5 separate regions of the Mus musculus genome follow, and all the other regions are linked to region 2. The links are chromatin loops, found by intact Hi-C in ENCODE. Cell type or tissue: heart. All regions are shown on one strand.

Evidence for each region. Peaks named below come from ENCODE experiments on the same cell type or tissue, not always from the same donor. Only the 100,000 strongest peaks of a DNase experiment are listed, where the experiment ranks them.
Region 1: it touches region 2 in a loop (2.5-fold over the local background); 4 of 42 quality-filtered maps call a loop at or near these places.
Region 3: a loop joins it to region 2, with 2.6 times the contacts of the local background. A loop is called at or near these places in 2 of 42 quality-filtered maps.
Region 4: a loop joins it to region 2, with 3 times the contacts of the local background. A loop is called at or near these places in 24 of 42 quality-filtered maps.
Region 5: it touches region 2 in a loop (4-fold over the local background); 25 of 42 quality-filtered maps call a loop at or near these places.

What each region holds. Positions count from the first base shown.
Region 1 is chr16:90,884,229-90,888,228 of GRCm38, reverse strand. The region is part of intron 4 of Eva1c (eva-1 homolog C (C. elegans)); the gene reads right to left. Among named protein-coding and RNA genes, the nearest start is that of Gm36363, 35 kb to the right of the region's middle. In heart, no CTCF peak of the experiment used is centred here; a DNase peak (open chromatin) is centred at 2,298; H3K27ac peaks cover 903 bases.
Region 2 is chr16:90,828,256-90,832,255 of GRCm38, reverse strand. It overlaps Eva1c (eva-1 homolog C (C. elegans)), which reads right to left and starts at 1,397. Exons shown (of 8, transcript NM_001199210.2): 1 at 824-1,397. The coding sequence starts at 983. In heart, a CTCF peak has its summit at 2,302; DNase peaks (open chromatin) are centred at 385, 1,145, 1,445 and 2,185; H3K4me3 peaks cover 2,452 bases; H3K27ac peaks cover 1,910 bases; H3K27me3 peaks cover 1,105 bases.
Region 3 is chr16:91,009,428-91,013,427 of GRCm38, reverse strand. It overlaps Synj1 (synaptojanin 1), which reads left to right and starts at 2,120. Exons shown (of 32, transcript NM_001164483.1): 1 at 2,120-2,335; 2 at 3,259-3,404. The coding sequence starts at 2,238. 4930404I05Rik (RIKEN cDNA 4930404I05 gene) reads right to left here and starts at 2,179. Exons shown (of 3, transcript NR_028368.1): 1 at 2,109-2,179. In heart, no CTCF peak of the experiment used is centred here; a DNase peak (open chromatin) is centred at 2,167; H3K4me3 peaks cover 2,537 bases; H3K27ac peaks cover 1,432 bases.
Region 4 is chr16:90,932,638-90,936,637 of GRCm38, reverse strand. Cfap298 (cilia and flagella associate protien 298) reads left to right here and starts at 1,789. Exons shown (of 7, transcript NM_026502.2): 1 at 1,789-2,056. The coding sequence starts at 1,918. It overlaps Synj1 (synaptojanin 1), which reads left to right. Exons shown (of 32, transcript NM_001164483.1): 32 at 1-541. In heart, no CTCF peak of the experiment used is centred here; DNase peaks (open chromatin) are centred at 1,557 and 2,237; H3K4me3 peaks cover 2,286 bases; H3K27ac peaks cover 1,571 bases.
Region 5 is chr16:90,923,184-90,927,183 of GRCm38, reverse strand. Cfap298 (cilia and flagella associate protien 298) reads left to right here. Exons shown (of 7, transcript NM_026502.2): 5 at 1-86; 6 at 744-839; 7 at 1,102-1,373. The coding sequence ends at 1,212. Among named protein-coding and RNA genes, the nearest start is that of Cfap298, 9.7 kb to the left of the region's middle. In heart, a CTCF peak has its summit at 1,510 (motif pointing right); DNase peaks (open chromatin) are centred at 1,523, 2,013 and 2,373; H3K27ac peaks cover 357 bases; H3K27me3 peaks cover 696 bases.

The DNA of each region.
Region 1 (4,000 bases), 56 kb before region 2:
CTGGAGAAATAGCTCAACAACTAAGAGTCTCTGTGCTCTTCCAGAGGACCTAAGTTTGGTTGATCACACTGAGATCTTGACACCCTCTTCTGGTCTTCTTGGGTATTGCACACACATGGCACCACACACACACACACACACACACACACACACATACACAAATTTTTAAAAATTGAAGTTGTTTCTTCTAAGCCACAATTCACATGCATACACAAAAGACTAAAACCAGACCCCTTTCCTCTAACTTCCCCTCTCTCAGTACTAAAGTCCTTGATTTTCCAGAGACCATGAATGGATGTGACTCTCCAGAGAGCACAGAGAAATGTGATTCTTGCAGAAGTTGCCTATACAAGGAAGACTGTGCCTGTATGAGCTTAAAATTTTAATCAGAGGTTTTAAATATACTAGTCTCATTATTTCTTTTACAAGTTATACAAGAGTTCATATTTTAAAATAATAACAAAACAACACTGGAGAGGAAAATCCCCAGCAAATACAACTGGTCAGGAAGGAGACCTTCCCCGCCAGTTCATCTTTAAGAGCATCTTTCTGAGCTCTTAAAGGCATAGGCTCACAATCCCAGCACCCTGGAGGTGGAGCTGGAGAGCCAGATCAGCAGTTATGAGCACTGGCTGCTTTTGCAGGGGAGCTGGTTGTGTTCCCAGCATCCACACAGTGGCTCACAACTATCTGTAAATCCAGTTCCAGGGATCTAATGCCTTCTTCTGATCTTCACAGGTACCAAGCAAACATGTCTATATACACAAGCAAAGCTCTGGTGCACATAAACTAAAATAGATAAATATAAAAAGATTAAAGTACTCTCTTTTGCCACTTTTCTCTGTGTAAATATTTGTCTCCCTCAATGGGGCTACGCATATGTAACTTTGCATGTGGCTTGTCCCCTTTATTAACATGTTTGGAAATATGCAAATAAGCTTTATTTAATTTCAGGCTTTTACTTTGAATTATGTGGATGTGTGAAGGTCAGCGTGTAGGTATGTGCGTGTAAACGCTGGTGCCTGTGGCGGCCAGGGGGAGTTGGGCTGGTCCTGGGGCTTGAGTCCTTACACGCTCAAACCACTGGCCACTCTCTCTAACCTCATCAGCTTTGCTTTTAAAGGCTGCCCTGATTTTCATCCACTTGTAACACCCAGGGGAAACATCTGGGGTTTTTCCCATTTTTTAACACAGTAAGCAATGTCACATGGAACCTGCTTAGAGCTAAATATTTGTAGGCGGATACGGGACTTTCCATGGGAATTCGTGCTCATCGATTGCCCTGTCAAAGATCTAAAGCATGAATGCTGTGACACATTGACAGGCTATTATTTAGGGAGACAGGACCATTGTATACTGCTGATGGAAATGAATATTCTAGAAAGTGTATGTTCTCTTAGCGATGAAGACATGGATGCCTGACCATCTGTGGGAAAAAAAAAACTAGAGTTTTCTTCGGCCAGGGTTGCATGTTGCCTTGGCTGGCATAAAACTCAATGTGCAGCTAAGGATGGCCTTGAACTTCTGCCCCAAATGCCTCCATCTCTCCAGGTCCTGTTATTATAGACATGCACCAACATGCCCAGTTTATGCAATGCTGGAATCAAAGCCAGAGCCTGGTGCGTGCTGGGCAAGCTCCCCTCCCTGAGCGCCATCCGTCGTCCATCCTGGATATAGTCTTTAAGACTGATAGAAGAAAGAAAACAACCCCCCAGATCTAAGCTGTGAGGACCACTGCTGATAGACTCTCAACAGTGCTTAGGCCACAGAACTTATCTTTCCCCCAAAGACTTTATCTCATCTCCAGAGACTTTATCCTAGCCGTGACCTCAGGAAGTGGCCAAGGTAATTCAGGTCTGACTCAGGGCTGGCTGGCTGTGCCCTGCTTGATGCTGAGCTCCGAACCATTCCCAGGATTTTGTCGTTTCTTTAAAGGTGGTTATTTCCCGCCCACATGGGTTTTGCTTCTGTTGCTGCCAGGCTCCCTCCTCCCCAATACATGTGATAACAAGATATTCCACCACTTGAATTCTTACTTTTTTGGCAATTGTTTAACACTAGGTCTGAAGTTAATCACTCTTGCAAGCCTGTGTTTATTTAGATAATTGGGCTGGCTGCTCTTAAGTGGCCCTGTCTTGGCAATGGAGAGTTCCTGGCACCTTGATCTTGGCTAAAAAGCCCAGGCCTGCCCACACTTGGCCTTGGGACAGCCTTAGCCCAGCCTTTGAGGTCCATTGTGTGGTTTTTCATTCTCTTATTAAGGAAGTAGTAGAATGCCTGGAGCCCACCCAGAAAATGTGACCATAGCAGGAAATGACACACCGAGGCGGAGGCACACCCTGGTGCCCGTTCTTTGGGAAGGCTCCCCCACCCCCAGCCCAGCTCAAGTTAAAGGGCTGCTTTGGCTGGCGCTCAGAGGGCCAGCGATGGCTCATTGAACTCACCCCTGTCTTTCCTTTTCCCTTCTCCCAGATGAATTTTAGTGGTAACAGGCCTGGCTCACTCCAAGATCTTTCAGAAATGCCTCTGGCTGGGCCACCCTCAACACAGAGAACTCAGACCTCATTCTGTCCAACCCCACAGAACTGGTAAGATGTCACTTTCCATTGTCACTTATTAGCTGCAACTTCCTTCTTTAATATTCATTTGCTAGGGTAGCAGCAGTGCACCCCTCCCCCCAGGCGCACACCCAGAAGCCTGCTTCTTGACAGTTGTGGAAGTTGGAAGTCCACGACTGAGGTGCCATCAGGGCTGGCTCCATGGAGCCTCTGGCTGGCTTGTCTGTGTTCATGTGGCTGTCACACTGCACATGCTGGGCTCTTGGCTTCCTCTTGTTATAAAGGCACAAATCAGATTGTTCAGGACCTGATTAAAATACCCCACATCAACTTAACCTTCCCTTTAAAGGTCCTCTCCGTAAATATAGGCACATCTCAGGTACTGGCAGGAGGGACTTCAGAGTGAGTCTCCCAAATAGTCCTCAAGTTTGCAGCCAGAGTACTCTCTAGGAATTTATGTCCATGAACGCCCTCTTCCCACATGCACCAAGCCTGGTCTACACAGTATGGCAGAAGAGAGGTGGTTGGCTTCTTATTCATAGACACCCATTCCCAGAAGAAGCCAGCTACCCCTTCACGAAAGCACCCTGGGCCTGTGACCAACAACCAGTGCCAACCTCTCCCCCATCGGTGCCAACTTCCCCCTATCGGTTGGCCACCTTGGGAGCACAGCCCTCCAACCAGAGACGTAACCTCGGGAGGCATCCCCGCACCAAAAGCAAGAAACTCTGCTCTCAGCTGCCCCTGAATTCCTGCCCCACAGAGGCTGCAAGATGATACGTGTCTTATCGAAGCCCATTAAGATGTGGAGCGTTTTATTACAGAGCAATAGGAAGTGAATACGCAGGTTGATTTTTAGGAATGTGTGGTTGAGGTAGTGGATTTGGGACTGAGCGGTGGGCAGGACTTAGAGAGATGTTGCAGAGAATTTTGGAGAAAATTTAAAGGGTTTGGTAAAAAAAAAAAAAAAAAAACCTCAGTATCCAGCGACCTCATACCCTCAAGTCAAGAGAGGCTCCAGTGTGGGCTGCCCCAGCTTAACCCTGGATGGATACAGTAAGCTATGTGTCCCCGCCTGACATGCCCCAGCCATTGATTTGGGCATCAAGCAATACCCGGTTACCCTTCTCTATGCTATGCCAAATGAATACAACTATCTGTGTGCATGAAACAGATAGAAGTGGGAAGTCCTATCCCATACAAACCCGGGCTATGCAACCAACTCTGACCACCTCGGCCCCTGCCTTTCCATGCTTGGACACCATCTTCTCTGTGGTCCCAGAACACAGTTGCAGGAGTGAGCACTCTCATGCCCTTGTACTCACTAAGAGAGTGTGTTCCATTGATTGCCAGGTACTGGGCATCCCTGGGGGGTGCGTATCACAGCACAATGGAATCAATGACTTTAAGTGTGGCACACACGCATACTGAAATCTACCATG
Region 2 (4,000 bases):
CCATCCCCACAACTAACTGCCACCTGCAGCCTTGCCTCACACCTTGCTAAGGTATTTTGCTCAGAGGTCAGGTAGGAATTCGCCAAAGAGCACATTGATCTTTGACTTGGCAGGAGAAAGTCGTGTGTGTGTGTGTGTGTGTGTGTGTGTGTGTGTGTGTGTGTGTGTTGGGGGGGGGGTGCTGCCACCTTTTGTTGGAGAGTCATGCCTCTGAGTCCAGTCTCTGTTCTGTCAGCTTCTATCAGTCTCCGGGCATCTCCACCAGACCTCCAGTCTTCCCAGGCTCCCCCCCTCGAGGCTGGCTTGGACTTTCTGTCCAACGTGCCCTGGACAAGTCTCCTTACATGGGTACCCTGGAGTCTGGTTGGGACGCACCCTTATCGTGTGAGTGGCCAGCCAAGTGCAACCCTTCGTCCAGACCACGGCAATCTTCCAGAGTTGGGCGTGGTACCGGGCTCAGCTTAGGGGTCCGGGCTCAGCTTAGGGGTCCGGGCTCAGCTTAGGGGTCCGGGCTCAGCTTAGGGGTCCGGGCTCAGCTTAGGGGTCCTCTGGTGAACATGCAAAGGTCAGGGCTGCGTCGCCGATGCCCAGGAAACTAACAAAAGTCAAGAGAGCCTAGAGAAACTCGAAATAAGCCCGGCCTTAATAAGGGCTGACTTCCCTGCTACCACCACCTAGATGCCAAGGGCTCCCACGAGGCAAGATAACTAGTTAGGGAGAACACTTCAACTTTAATCCAACCAGGTAGTGCCCCATGCAGAGGCCACTCACCTGGGCAACAGCTAGGGGAACGCGGGCTCGAGGCAAGCAAGAGCGCTCTTACCAGAGAAATCGGTGAGCGCGGAGGTCTCTTTGGAGCACACTAGGACCGTGCAGTAGAACAGGCGCAGAAGCTGCCCCGGAGGCTCTACCTGCCTGCGGAGGCCCTGATTCTGCGCCGATTGGGGCGCGGGTGGTGGACGCGGGTGTCCTGGCAGGAGCATGATGCGCGGCGCGGCTGGGCGCGGGCGCTGGCGCTGGGATCGCAGGCAAGGAGGACCGCGTCACATGGCGGGGCGAGTCTGTAGCCACCAGCTCCCGGCCCCCTGCCGCCTCCTTGTCCAGGCTGCTGGAGCTTCTTAGGCGGTCGCCGCCGGGTCCGGGATCCCCAGCCAAGGGGAGGGGGCGGAGACCCGGGGCGGGGCGAGGATCCCAGGGAGGCCGAGGCGTAGTTTCTTCAGAAGAAATCTTCCTGGCTCCATGAACCTAGGGAGCCAGCCTAGGGAGTTTAGGGGGTGTCACCTCGTGCTCCGGAGCTTGGCCGAGGCCGATCGGGGGCGCCGAGCCCAAAGCGGAGAGCGTCTCCAGCAGCGACCCGATGCTGCGCAGCTTGAGCGCTTTCCACGCCGGTGTCTCTAGGCGGGGTGATGGTCAAGAGCTGCTGGCTCAGCTTGCGCTGGCTCGGCGCCAACCTCACCCAGGCCGGTGGAGCAGCGCGGCTGGTGCCCGTCCGTGACGCACTTTAGAACCAAGGCAGCAGCGTACAGCCCTGGCTAGAGGGGAGCGGAGATCGTGGGAAGGGGGGTGGGAGGTGAGGTCCCGGAGATAGAGACATTACCGTCTCTGCCACCTTCAGCGCTTGTTGTTCAGCCACCAAGCACGCAGTACGTCTGATCGCACTGAATGGGAGACTGGGTCCTCAACTTTCTGCCCACCATAGAAATCTGCCTAGGCTCTAGCAGTCCGGACCTGAGGGAGCTGGTAGTCTCAAACCAGTCACGAGGCTCCGAGCCAGGTTCCTTTTGCTCGGATGGAGCTTCCTGTGGGTGCTAGTTGACAGCAGCCCTCGGGGATCTGAAACTGGGCTGGAATAAACAGCGGCTGAGCGCTTATAATTGAGCTTTGTTTTAAAATGGGCCACGGCATCTATATGACCCTGTTGACTACGTGCGGTGTCTACGCATTTGGACACCCGTAGACCAATAGATCGGTGATGACACCAGGGACGATGAGCGGGAGTCCAGAGCTGCGGGGCCAGGTGCTAGGCACTCGAGAGACCCCAGACCTAAGAACAGCGCAGGCGTCCAGGCCCCGCGGCGCCGGTGGGAAGGAGGAGGGCCCGGCGGGCGGGCGGGCGCTCGGCACAAAGTGTTCCCCATCCACCGCCGGGAGGGCTTGCCAAGTTCACCCAGCGCGCCTGACGCGGAAACGTAGATAATGAGGCCCAAGGGCGGGTCTAGGCTTCCAGCCCCGCCCTGCTCTGGGAGCAGAGCTCAGAGTGCGGAGGCCAGGCCAGCAGAACAAGAGGACACTCTGCCTCCCTGTGGCACTGTCTCAGAGCTGGACCACTAGATTCTAGGAGGATGACAGCCACACATCCTTCGGGGGGCTAGGTCGCCCAAATTGAGATCCTGAGGGTGGGAAGAAAATGCTAAATACTGGTGTTTGTATGGAGAGACCCAGTTTGCATAGCCTTGGGCTGGAGAGATGGCTCAGCGGTTAATAGAACTTGCTGCTTTTCCAGAGGACACTAGTTCAGATTCCAGCACCCAGCGCTGGCAGCTTGCAACCACCCTGAATCTCTCTCAGGGGACCCACGAACTCGAACTCTACTCTGCCCCCCCCCCCACACACACACAATCTTTTTTAAAAACACAGCCTCAATAATCATGGGATATAAGTTTAATATGAACGTCTTATGTTGGGTAAACTAAGGCTGGAAGAGTAGGTAAGGTTGCTCAATTCACAAAGACCACTGGAGAAAGAGTGTGCAGACCTCGGGTCCCTCCTATTCGTCTATCTTATCCCCTCATCTAGATCTAGATTGGCTACCAGTGTGTGTCAGGTTCTTTGGCAGGGCATGAAGATGCGGGCCCAGTAAGGGAACCGTGCTCCCTGAGGGATGGGGGCAGGCAGCATTGTGCTGTTGGGGCTGTAGAAGCTTCCAGATGTCTCTGACACTGTGAGTGCATCTCCATGCGTCCATATTGTCAGGCTGTGACCAGGTGATGCAGGAGATGTGTGTGAAACAGCCTGAGACACACAGAAGGTATTCGGTCCACGGGAGTCATCACTATACCAGGGAAGACAAGACCTTGGACCAACCACACCAAGTGAATGAATCCTCACAAAAGACAAGGAGCTTAAAGAGCACAGGAGAGTGAGAGGCAGGCTGGGGGCGGGGAGTGTAGACATTAGGGAAATGTTTATCATTAGACAGATGGAAAAGACAGGAAGAGTTGACTACAACATTCGAGCCAACAAGACCAGTGATCTGGAGGTGTGTGATCTTGGAAAGAGAAACCTGAGCTGAAGAGATGCTCAGTGGTTAAGAGCATTGACTGTTTTTGCAGTGGACCTGAGTTCAGTTCCCAGCACCCACATCTGGCAGCTCACAACTGCTTATAACTGCAGGGAATTGGATATCTCTCTGTTTCCTCACTCACATGCATACACATACATGTACACATTAATAATAATAATAATAATAACAATAATAATAATAATGAAAAAGGAAGAAAGAGGGACCTGAAGGTTAAACTCTGAGAGGAGCATGCTTCCACAGAAGAATGGGAAGTCTAAGGTGTCTGGAGCAGAGAAGTCGGCACAAAAGATGGAAGTCTCCTGCCTCAGAGACTCTGACAGGCCCCAACTCAGGTTCTGAAGGCTTAGCTAAGCAAGTGCATGTCTATCTGATGGGAATGTATGTGGGGTACACGTGTGGGCATGCACATGGAGGCCAGAGGACAACTTGGTGGGGGGGGGGAGGGTCATTCCCCAGGTACCGTCCACTTGTTTTTCTTTTTGAAACAGGGTCTCTCACTGCCCTGGAACTTTCGGAGAAGGCTAGGCTTGCTGGCCAGTAAGCCCCGAGACCTACATGTCTTTATCTGTAATCCCTCTGTTTGGGGATTACAAGCTATCTACCTTGCCCTGGTTTTTATTGCATGCACTCTGGGGACCAAACTCACTCATTCATGCTATGGGCTGAATCATCTTTTCAGACTTTAATGAGCACCTC
Region 3 (4,000 bases), 180 kb before region 2:
TGGAAATAACTGTCACTGGAATCATGTATCTTATAAAGGTTCTCAGCTCAACGTATAGATTCTAGTGGTTTCTGGTGCACCTGGGTTTGTCATAATTCTCCATTCTACCATTTGTCTTCATGCCCCTACATGGGGACCTGATTCCCCTCTGCCTCCTTTGTAACAAACGGTACCTGTGATTTCGTCTCGGTCTCTTGTATAACCACAACAGTCTACCAGATATCCAAAACTTTTTTAGACTCGGGTCACCCAGTCATCTGTCGTTTGCTAGCGACAAGAATCAGGGTATGAGCATTCTGACAGCCTCACCATTGCTCAGTTCCAGTCAGCACAATTGGCTTCTTTGCAAAGCTTTAGACTGTGCCTATATATTTTGAGTTAGTCTACTATAGACACTGGTTTGCTAAAACGTGCAGCTACTTGGATATGTTGTAACAATAATAAATAGAAAAGGGACAATAAGGAATGTTCAAAGGTCACTAGTATGCTTTTCAAATCTTGGGTTTATTTTATAATTAAAAATGTATTTTGAAAGGACTTGGGAAAGCTAAGACCTACCACTGCTGCTTTAGCTTAATTTGAAGAAAGACATTATAACAGAAGCTTGGACCTCCGCTTTCTTAGTTCAGGATACCAAGAATAGGCAGAAGGCTGGCTTTAGAAAGCGCTTAGTGCCATGATTTCCACCTTGACAAAGAGTTTTTGGTGTAGTTTCACAGGGATTCTTGGTGTGAAAAGAATGATGGGGTAAGCAAGTTTGATTACAGCTCCACTTGGGGTAATTTCAGTTGTCATAAAAAGGTTCATCCCTAGGGCTGGGGATGCCCCCCAGCTTGTAGAATGCCTGCCTGGTACGCATGAAGCTTTGGGTTCAGTCTGTCACCACGTAAACCAGGTATGGTTGGCACACTAGCCTGGGCTCTGTGCTACTTTGTCTCAAAAAACAAAAGCTACCTCCAAAGTACTACAATTCAGTGGCCAGCTCTCCTGAACCCGTTTTTGTCGGTGCATGTCATATACAGTCATCACACTTAAGAAAAATCCCACTCTCAAACATCCCTGTTTTATTTAAAGGACTGTCCCCACCTGAAATGGACACTTCTTGGGAGGGAAAAATGGCTAACCACAATTCACAGCAAGCAATTGTTATTATAAGCTTGTGGTTACTGTAACCACAACAAAAAAGTAAAAGTTGTTCTTAGGAGACTAAGTGAAAAGATCTAAGAACTGAATCCAAGTGTGTATCTCCTTGGCTGGAGGTGGCTTCTCTTGTGTTTAGTTTGCTTTTAATATTTTAAAACTAGGGTGGATTTGTCTTCTCTAAAATAGAGAAGCGTTGAGTCACATGACAGCATGTTAGAGGAAATGTTTTTATGCAATACGTCATATTTAAATTGTGCTTTTGGGAAGAAAGTAAAAAGGGGAAGAGGCTAGGGGAAAGCAAAGGCAAATGGAACATGATTGCCGTGCTCCTTGGATTCTCAATTCCTCTCTAAAGCCCCAGGGACTACAATGTCCTCCCATTTTTGTCTCTGAAGTATAGGCAGAATAATTCTGCTGGACACAAGTTTTAGACATAATGTCTCGTTTAAAAAGATAGTTTGAAACAGTGTGATGCCCTTAGTTATAAAATTCCACGGCTGGCAAATCGACAGTGACAGCCATGTTTTGTTTGACTGCCTGGAGTTTCTGGTTGCTGGCTTCCCCCACTCTCCACTGCATTCGGTTGAGCACTCTTCCATCGCCCCTGGAGCTCGGAGAACACACTGAAACAGCCAGGGAACAGCCTCCTGCTGCCTCCCTGACGACAGACACCATGGACAGCTCTTCGAGCGCCACCCAGCCGGCGCGGGGTGCACACCGTCCCCCGCCTCGCACTCGCCCATCGCCCATCAGGTCTGCGGAGGCGGCAGGGGGTGGTCCTGATGCCCGACTCGAGCACGAATCAACACGGGCTCCCCCAGCTCTTTCCTGAAGTCCCTCCCTGTCGCCCGCGGGGAGGGCAGAGCTACAGGGCTCCACGCGAGGAGGACGGACCCTCCCTCTGCCGGCTCCCCTGGCCGTGCCACCTTCCCACTCCCGGGGCGACGGAGGCTCGCTTCACGGACCCAGGACGCGGCGGCCGCAGGAACCCGGTGACCAGTAAGCGCCCTGCTCGGCAGCACGGTCCCGCGTGGGCGGAAACGGCTCCGCCCTTTCACCCTAAGGGGCGGGCCTTCCGCCTGGGCAGCGGCGCAATGCGGAAGAGCTGGACCTGCTGGAGCGGAAGTGACGCTTCGGGCGGCTGTAGCGGCGGAGGCTGCGGGAGAAGGAGGAGGAGGAGCCGGAGGAAGAGGTGAGGCAGCGGGCGGGAGGGCGGGGGGCGGGGAGCGGCCCGGGCTCTACCCAGGGGCAGCCGGCCGGCCGGGTGGACGCTTCCTGAGCGGTGGCGGCCGTCGCAGCCGGGTCGCAAGCGGTGAGAGGCGGCCGAGGGCCGAGGGCGGCGGGTTGTGTGGAGACCCCGGGGCTGCGGGTGGCTTGCCGTGACAGCGGCTGTCACCCAGCGGGCGGGAAAGGACCCCGTCGGCACAGGCTCCCGGGTATCTCTGGCGGTGCGTAATGGAGGCGCTGAAGCGCCCGGTGCCTCAGTTCCCCCCGGCTCCCCGGGATCTCGTTGAGTGGCGGTGGGATCCATTCGTCACGGTGAGCTTCGTGACTGGGCAGGAGGCGGCAGTCACCTGTGTGGCTTTCCCTGCCCTTCGCCGCCGCCCTGGAGAGTCCGCGGTGTGATAATCCCGTCCCTCTCCGGCCCCCTCAGGAGCTTTGAATCAGCCTGATTAACCTTCCCTCCCATCCCCTTGCCCATTCCGCCTAGGGATCGGCTTGAAGTTTCCCCATCAGTTCCCTTCCCGTAGTGACAGATCGTGAAGCAGGAAGCCGATAAACAACCCCAACTGAAAATACGCTACAGATTTTCCCTTTGGGGAAACATAAATTAAATGGGAAATCCACCTTATCCAAATCAGGACCGACGGTGCTAAAAACCCCTGCCTTGTCCTGCCGTATCTTGAGAACTGGACGCGTTTCCTTTTGCCTTTTGGTTAAGAAAAAAAAAAAAAAAGGTGACGCCTTATCTTTTGGAATAAACCGTTCACCCCTGAGCTCTCTTTTTCTCTACCCCCAACCCCCATCAAACTTGTCAGTGAGGGACCTCAGGAGGACGCCTAGCAGTCCTTGCAGCAGAAGGAAACCTCAGGTGCATTGACTTGGTTTCCACAGGGCTGCCTCTGAAGAAAGGAGAATGGCGTTCAGCAAAGGATTTCGAATCTACCACAAATTGGATCCCCCACCGTTCAGCCTCATAGTGGAAACTAGGCATAAGGAAGAATGTCTCATGTTCGAGTCTGGGGCTGTGGCTGTGCTCTGTAAGTCACGTGTTTTCACCTGCCCGATTCTGATCTCTGTTTTGGTTGTAACTCGCGAGTTCAACAGTTTATAAAAAAAAGGTTCTTGAGAACCTTCTCCCTGAATTTGATCTTCTGAGCTTTAGCGTACGGGTTTGTGCTTTGGCTTAATTTGAATGAAGCCTTATTTTCTGTAAACTGAGATAGCTTAGGGTTTTTATTGGGGTGATGGTGGTGCAGGGCGGTGCAGATTTTGCTGCTGGGAGTTTGTTTTCCATCTGTTCTGCTTCTAGAAGTTTATCTTTTTGTAAAATGGTGTTGCAATTTTGTCTTTATCACATTAACCCAATAAGACAGCTTGCATCTCCTGTTATACCCAGAATTTTGTTAGTCAGATTTAATAGGAATGGTATGATCTGTGCATCATACATCAAACCCTTATTTGTTTATTTATTTATTCAGGTGTCCCTTGTGCTCATGTGTGGTATTGGTGGGTCAGATTCAGGGCTTCAGTCACTCTAGGCAAGTGCTGACCATCCGCTTCTCCAGCCTAAGCTTTTATATCTTTAATAAGAATTGCAGACAGCTCCTAAAATATTTCATGTGACATATGTGCT
Region 4 (4,000 bases), 100 kb before region 2:
CATTTCAACAGTAGTAGCTTTTAAACTGCAGTATTACTAGAGCAGTGTGCTTCAAAATGTGAATTAACTTGTTGAGATTGTGGCTGTAACATCTGTGTGAGTAGTGTGTATGGTATCCACTCCCCATTAGCAAGCTAATCCACTTTAGAAAACTGAAGCAGTGTGGATCGCAGCCCTGAGCAGTGACTCCCTCAGGTGTGAACCACTGTAATGTCTGCAGAGCAATAGCTCTGCCTTGTCAGGAAGTCTGGTAGCTGCTGAAACGCACAAAGCAAGTTAAAGTTTGCTACAAAGAACTCGACATCGTGTGTATTTGCCAGGTCTGGTCAAAGCAGAAAACAGACACTAAGAATCTCTGTGAGTCTCTGTTCTCTCTAGTAGATTGCTGTTTATATGTATGTAAGAGGTTTATCGCTTATGTGGCATACAGTATTTATAACTATATACTTTATAGAAGTACAGTATTAAAGTTGCTGGTATACATTCTGTACATATCTTGTGAGATGTGCTGTCATATGAAATAAATATGTCTTTATCACCAGCTGACTTCTTTACTCAAAAGGGAAGAGGTTTTTTTTTCTCTCTATGCATGTGTGCACTCCCACATTCGTGTGTGTGTGTGTGTGTGTGTGTGTGCACATAATACATGCAGGGAATAAGAGGTAGTTTATTCTGAAGCCAAATTTGAATGAATGACCATGACAGATTTGGGTTACCCCAAATTCCATGTTCACAAAGTTTTGTAGCTCTCTAAGACAAAGTCGTAAGTCATGGCAAGTTTAAAATACATTGGTGGAAATGCCAGAGAGGCATATACAGTAAGACGAAGTTTTTCTTTAGTTACCAGATGCTATTTGACGATATTCTTAACTTTTGGGTTAGTGAAAGCTACGTTTATAGATTTCAGAGCCTATATGCAAGTTATTTCTGACCCATAGGAGGGCAATGGACGTCTGTTCTAGGAGCTATAGCTAACAGAGACAAGGTAATCAGTCTGGACCCGCAGATTCACAGCCTCTCCACATCACTGCTGTTTTTATTACACAGCTTCTTTCCAGGAATTTCCATTGGCAAGTAAAAAATTTAATGTGCCATCACCACAAACAAACAAAAAACCCTCACCATTTAGCGAAACTATGAGTTTGAGATCATTTCAAAGCACAGGTTAATTTTCTTTGCTAATTTTCTTTACTCCTCTATTTGATTTTCTTCCATCCATTTGTTTTCTCTTTATAACACTAAAATGGGATCCTCAGCTGTGTCTGAGCGCCCTGGAAGAACAGCGCTGCGCCCGCTTGCCCTATCTGAGATTGTGGGGGACCGAGACTCCATGGGACGGGCGATAGACAGCTGTGGAACTAAATGAGCTCTGCACAGCAGCAGCGCTCCCCACTTTTTGACCGGAGACCCAAAGCAGAAGGCATTTCCGGAAGCGATCCGTGCCTGCGCGAAACCAGTCTGAGTTTGGCGGCGGCTATGCTCCCATAGTGCCCAGCGCTCGCTCTCATTCTTAATCCAGGAGTCGCCATGCTCCTCCAGCGGACATCTCCCGAGTCCCCGGACCGTCCGCACAGGCCTCTAGCTGTTAGTTTGGGTTTTGGTTGCCCGGGCAACAGCTACTTCCGGGAGCGGCGACTGTGCGGCCCGCACAACCTGTTCTTCAGCGCCTCCGGCCTTCCAGGCGCGAGTTCTAACTGGGCACGAGCTCAATGTTTGACTGTTGCCCCTGGCAACAGCCACTTCCGCGAGCGTGCGCCGTTTTCTTCATCCCTCCGGGCTGAAGCGTGAGCCGCGTTCCACGGTTCCTCCTCGGAGCAGCGGTTAATCTCAGGCTGGTGTGGGTCCGGCCGACCCGGCTCGGGCCTCGTGGTCCCTGCCCCGCAGCCTTGCCACCTCGGCGGCGCCTCTGGCGCAGCCATGGTTGTGCTGCACGTGAAGAGAGGCGACGAGAGCCAGTTCTTACTGCAGGCGCCCGGGAGCACGGAGCTGGAAGAGCTCACGGCGCAGGTGGCCCGCGTCTACAACGGGCGGCTGAAGGTGCACCGGCTCTGCTCAGGTGCGGAAAGGGAGGCCGGCGGCTTCGGGGTCAGGGGGCAGCGCCCGGGGTCGCGAGGATTTGGGGAGATTTGCCGTAGCCCGGGGTGGGAAAGGAGCATCAGGGTTGACCGGGGATGAAAGACCAACGGCTGGAGGAAACCCAGGCTCGCCAGCCAACCGCCGACTCGGAGGAGAGCAGCCGGGATGCCAAGTGAGGCTGAGCTAAGCCGGGATTTGGGCTTCCGGGAAGTGCGAACGTACTGGGTCGAAAGGTGGCGGGACGGAGCTGAGGGATCGGGGACGGTGGGAGTTGTCAAGGGTGAGGGTGGAGTGAGTGGTGGCTGCAGGGAAGGGGGACAGTTTGAGACGCTAAAAGCCCTGGCCCTTGAGTCTCTTCGCTTTGAAGCCGCCCATGAAAGTTCTCACCGGGAGAGCCTTGGTGTTGTTTTCTGTCTCCTAGGAAACACATGATTTTTACATTATAGAGAACGCCTTAAGACCCGTTTTATATATATAATCAAACTTAACTGCTTTCAAAGAAGGCTCAATATTAAATGACATATTAAAAGTAAAACATTTAGGGGGTGGGGGGAACCTCCGGGTCTTTAACATCATAAACCGAAAGTGTGGGGCAGCATGTAAGAACTGCATGGGTGAGCCAGGCGGTGGTGGCGCACGCCTTTAATCCCAGCACTTGGGAGGCAGAGAGAGGCGGATTTCTGAGTTCGAGGCCAGCCTGGTCTACAAAGTGAGTTCCAGGACAGCCAGGGCTATACAGAGAAACCCTGTCTCAAAAAAAAAAAAAAAAAAAAAAAAAAAACAAGAATTGCATGGGTGAATCTACACAGAGGTAGGCACTGAAGCAAATACCATGGAGGATCACTGCCCCTGGCCTGCGCCTCACGACTTGCTCAGCCTGCTTTCTCATACCACCCAGGACCACTTGCCTAGGGGTGATACCACCCGGAGAGTGCTACCCCCCCCCCCCTTACTGTCATTGAGAAAATGCCTTACCTACAGACTTGCCTACAAACAGTCTGAAATAGACATTTTCTCAGTTGAGGTTCCTTCTTCCTAGATACGTCTATGTTCATGCCAGGTCAACAAAAGCCAAGCAGAACCAATTGCTTCCTTGTCAACACCAATCGACATATCACCATGAAACCATAACCCTCTCCTTTTTGTTTATCCCCAAGACCTTATTAATATGGATATCTCAATATAAAACAAATTCCAACTTTCAGAAGTTCCACAGGCTTTTAAATTTTTTCACTTTAAAAATGCAGTCTCTTTCAAAGTTCAAACCTCTCTGTAATATCCATTACCGGGCACCTGTAAAAAGACCTAATCTCACTCCAAGAGGGAAGACCATGAGCGCACTCGCACTGGAAGGAGAACTGAAGTGCAGCCCTGTGAAGCTCGCTGTCAGAGGTGCGGGACTCAGGGTCTTCTCCGCTCCCTCTGCTCTGCAGGGCCCACAGAACACATCTCACAGGCTGAGGCTGGCTCCACTCCGTAGCTGCTGCTGTCCTTGGTGGTCATCCCATGGTGTTGGCATTTCCAAACTGCCGGAACCGCAGGCTTCCCCTTACCAATGGCACCGATTGCCTCTTGGCCTCTCTTTGGGCTCTCTCACCCTGCATCATGATGCCAGGCCTCAGCCTCTCTCCATGATCCTTTCAATCCTGGGGTTTCCCTGAAACTGAAGTTTGACCTGGCCTCTTCCTATGCCCAGCCTCTACTGTTCTCCATGACTCTTCATGCCCTCACAATCAGTACCATCTGGAAGGTGCATACACTTGGCCAAGTTTGGCTGCAGGCATGAGCGGGCTTTGGCCCCCTCTAGACAACAGCTCTGTCCGTTGACCCTCAGGAAGCTTATCCCAGAAGGTTTTTGTCTTAACGATATTGTTATTTTCTTAGTCACAGCTGATCTCAGCCCTGGCAAGGGTTTCACACTGCA
Region 5 (4,000 bases), 95 kb before region 2:
CCGCCAAGGAGCTGAGAAGAACAAAGAAGCTTTCTGACTATGTGGGGAAAAATGAGAAAACCAAAATCATCGTCAAGATCCAGCAGGTGAGCACCTCTGCTTCCCATGTCAGTACTGTGGGTCCCTCTGACCCCGCGTGGACCTTACCCTGTGTCCTCTGACCCCGCGTGGACCTTACCCTGTGTCCTCTGACCCCGCGTGGACCTTACCCTGTGTCCTCTGACCCCGCATGGACCTTACCCTGTGTCCTCTGACCCCGTGTGGACTTTAGCCCAGTTTAAAGTAGAAATTTCCTTTCTATGTTGTTTCGACCTGAAAAGCAGGTCTACACACAGAAATGTCCTCATACTGACAATGCAGCCCACCGGGGTTATAGGGCTTTTCAGGCTGCTGCTGTTGTGTGCAGAAAAGGGTGGGAGGCAAGGGGAGCCATTCACCCAAGGTGTCTAGGGCACACTCCTGAACCATTACTGCGTACTTTGGGGAACAAGGCTTGGAGATTTCTGTTTCCTAAGTTATGACTCTGAGTATCACCCTGTCTGTGCTGGACCATGATATAGATGGTGTCCACTACAAATCCAGGGCGCCAGCCATATCCATGCCCATGCCCGACCCCACAGTGGCTTAGCAGCCCATCATCTTAGCTGTTAGCAGAGACAGCTATAGAATAAACCTGTTACTCTCTGATGTCCCTGCAAAGAGAATGTCTTGGCGCCCTGTTGACTCTGCCCTTGCCTTTGCAGAGAGGGCAGGGTGCCCCAGCCCGGGAGCCTGTCATCAGCAGTGAAGAACACAAGCAGCTGATGCTGTTCTACCACAGAAGACAGGAGGAGCTCAAGGTAGCCATTGGGTGGCAGGGGCAGTGGAGCTGGGCACACCGTGCATCCCGTGCCTCCCCCACGGGCCGGGCCCTCTACCATCCATCCACACAGTGCTGGGGAAGGCCTTCCAGCTCTCCAAGGCTGTCTCCAGTGTTAGACCGTGGGGGTCCCACTACTGGCAGGGGCGTGCTGGGGTGGCAGGAAGTGACCCGGGTCCTTCCCTCAGTCTATATGAACTACCTCTGAAGTGTTGTCCTGAGTAAGGCGCGTTTATTTCCAGAAACTGGAAGAGAATGACGATGACTCCTGTCTGAACTCCCCGTGGGCTGACAACACGGCTTTGAAAAGACATTTTCATGGCGTAAAAGACATAAAGTGGCGGCCCAGGTGAAGCCAACACTTGACTGTCAGAACCTCAACCCACCAAATTCCTACCTTCCTGGTTTTCCTTTAGTTTGAATTTTTGAAATAAGTCATTCACAGTTTTAGAACTTAATAAATACACATTCAAAAGAGAATGTTTTAGGACAGCTGTGTCACATCTAAGGACTTAACTTGTTGGTGTCATGAGAGCCATGTCTTTCCTGTCCCTTACCTTGTGTGTGCCTGTGTTGGAGTGGATCTGAGTTTCCTCTGTAGCAAGATAGCCAGCTGGTCCGTAGCTGATGTGGAACTCAGCCGTCATGGCCACTAGAGGCCGCTGGCTGCAGTCTTGTCATTCTCCATGTGGATGGGTTGAATTCTGAGTTGGCTTTAGGTTAAGACACTAGGGCAATGGTTCTCAGCCCAGGGTTGACCCACCCTTTCACGGGTGTTGCATACCAAATGTCCTGCATGTCAGACATTTACATTACGATTCATGACAGAAAAATGACAGTTATGAGGTAGCAATGAAATAATGTTATGGTTGGGGTCACCAGAACATGAGGAGCTGTGTTAAAGGGTCACAGCATCAGGAAGGGTGGGAACCCTGCACTCGGTGGACCCACTGTCATATCTGACTGTGCTAGCCCTCAAGGGTAAGCTTGGCTCCGGGCTACCCCCTGGCCTTATCTGCCAGGAGAAGCCACCCGTGGTTCAGGTTGGTAGCCAACTAGGCTAACCTGGCACCTTGACCCTTCTTCAGTTAACCATTCAAGTCTCCTTCACTAAACAGGCTGGGAAAAGGCGTTGTGACGCTGGCACAGAGTGGCTGTGCTTGGGGATGGCCACACCAACTGCAGGCTCAGCTGCCTGCTGTCCCTGGGTTGTGCTGTACACCATCAGGCTAATGACAACAGGTTTGTGCGCCTGTGACCACCTGCAGGACATACTGGGGCACTGGGCCTTTTTAAAGTCACTATTCCCCCTAAGCCACTGTAACCCCCAACACCTAGCGCTGCCATCAAATGAGGCACACCCAGGCTGCTCCCTGCAGCTACAAGTGTCCTAGAGACACACTTACCCTTGACCTTGGCCTCCAGGATGCTGGCTCAGTTAAGAGGAAATTCTTCTTGCGCCCTGTAAGGGAACGGAAGCATAGTACTGTTCCCTGCGCTGGACTTCCTGTCCCACGCTCCTCCCACTCACTGCCCCTCCCACCTACGCACCCCAGGCCAGCCACCACAGCCTTGAAAGGAGCAGTAGGAGCGAGGGGAGCTGGCCCTGGACAGGTCCTGCCTGATGCAAGGCAGCCTTTCCCCGAGCCAGCACCCCACATCTGGGATGAGAGCAAGCCACTTGTTCTGCCTGGCTTCATCCTCAGAAGTAAAGCTAGCTAGATGTCCCTGTTTCCACTTGGAGGAAGACTTGGGCATCCAGGAAAAGCTGTGAGGCTGAGCCCCGCACCTTGAGATTCTCCCAGAAACTTTGGCCTCCCAAGCTACTTCACCAGAGGGGGCCCCAAAAGGCCACTTCTCAAAGCCAGATGTAGCTAGCCACTTTGTGGTCCTGCTATTTCAATTGATCAAATTTTGTAAAATCCAGATTTGCATCTATTCCCCCTTCCTTTGATTATAATTTTTAAGTTTTTCCTTGGATTGTTTTGGCCTTGAATGACGTTTGTTCTTAAAGCCTCGAGTTGTATCTGGGGAACCTGCCTCTGCCCATTTGTGTGTAGACGATTCATGCTCAGAACTACACGGGAGAGTGAGTCAAGGCATGTGATCTCAGCAGAACTTTTAGAAACTATGTTGATTAGAAACTGGCATCGATGCTACCAGACATGGGTGCTGCCCGTGGCCTCACAGTGACACTTGCTTCATGTAAGGGACAGGACTCACCATCCCAAGCCTCGCTTCTCATTCTGAGGAAAGAAACAGCAACGCACAACCTTCTCGTCCTCTGCTTCAGACCCCACTGAGAGCCAAATGTTCGGGGGGGGGTCCCCCTCCATAATAATCCATAAAGAAGGGTCCCCTGGCAGATGGCCACACTGTTACCCACCTAGTGTCTCAGCTGGGTTACATGGCTGCTGAATCTCTGAGAGACTCTCGGCAGACCTCACCTTGACCGTGCAGACTGAAAATGAAGCCTTGTGTTTCTTTTCTTTTTGACCTGGTACATCTTTGGGTTCTGAAGTAGCCAATGTCTGTACCAGCCAGCTGTGGCTCTGTCTTTTGACACAATTTGAATATTTCTCTATGATCAAGAATGCTAGTAATAAATTTTGATGCCACTTAAACTCCTTTAAGCCATCCAGCTGCCAGTGTCTAGCCAGACTCCTGTCACAGGACCACCTTGTCCCTTGGCCACTCTGCTGCAGCGAATGTCCGTCCAGCTAACAGCTATCTGCCACTTGCTCAGAGTACTGTAACATTGCATCTCGGCCTTTTGACTCCTTCCTTATCCAGAACCTAGCAGAACCTACCAGTCTCATCCTTTCAGAGAGGGTGAGACGAGATTCCAGGGCCCCTCGCCATGTCGGGGAGGATTATTCTCAGTACTCATGACTCATAGCTCAGTCACCTGGGACTCCAATTCCAGGGAGGTCTGACCCTGACACCTCTGATCTCCATGGCACCTGCACATATGCAACACACGCACACACACACAGAGGGAGGGAGGGAAAGAGAGAGAGAGAATTTAAAATTGTTAAAGTATTTGAAATGGTTTCTTCCTTTCTTCTAATTTAGAATACATATGTAAAGGCAGAAACTCCAGCAGTCACCTTAGGCTCAGAGCTGACCTAGCTGACAAAC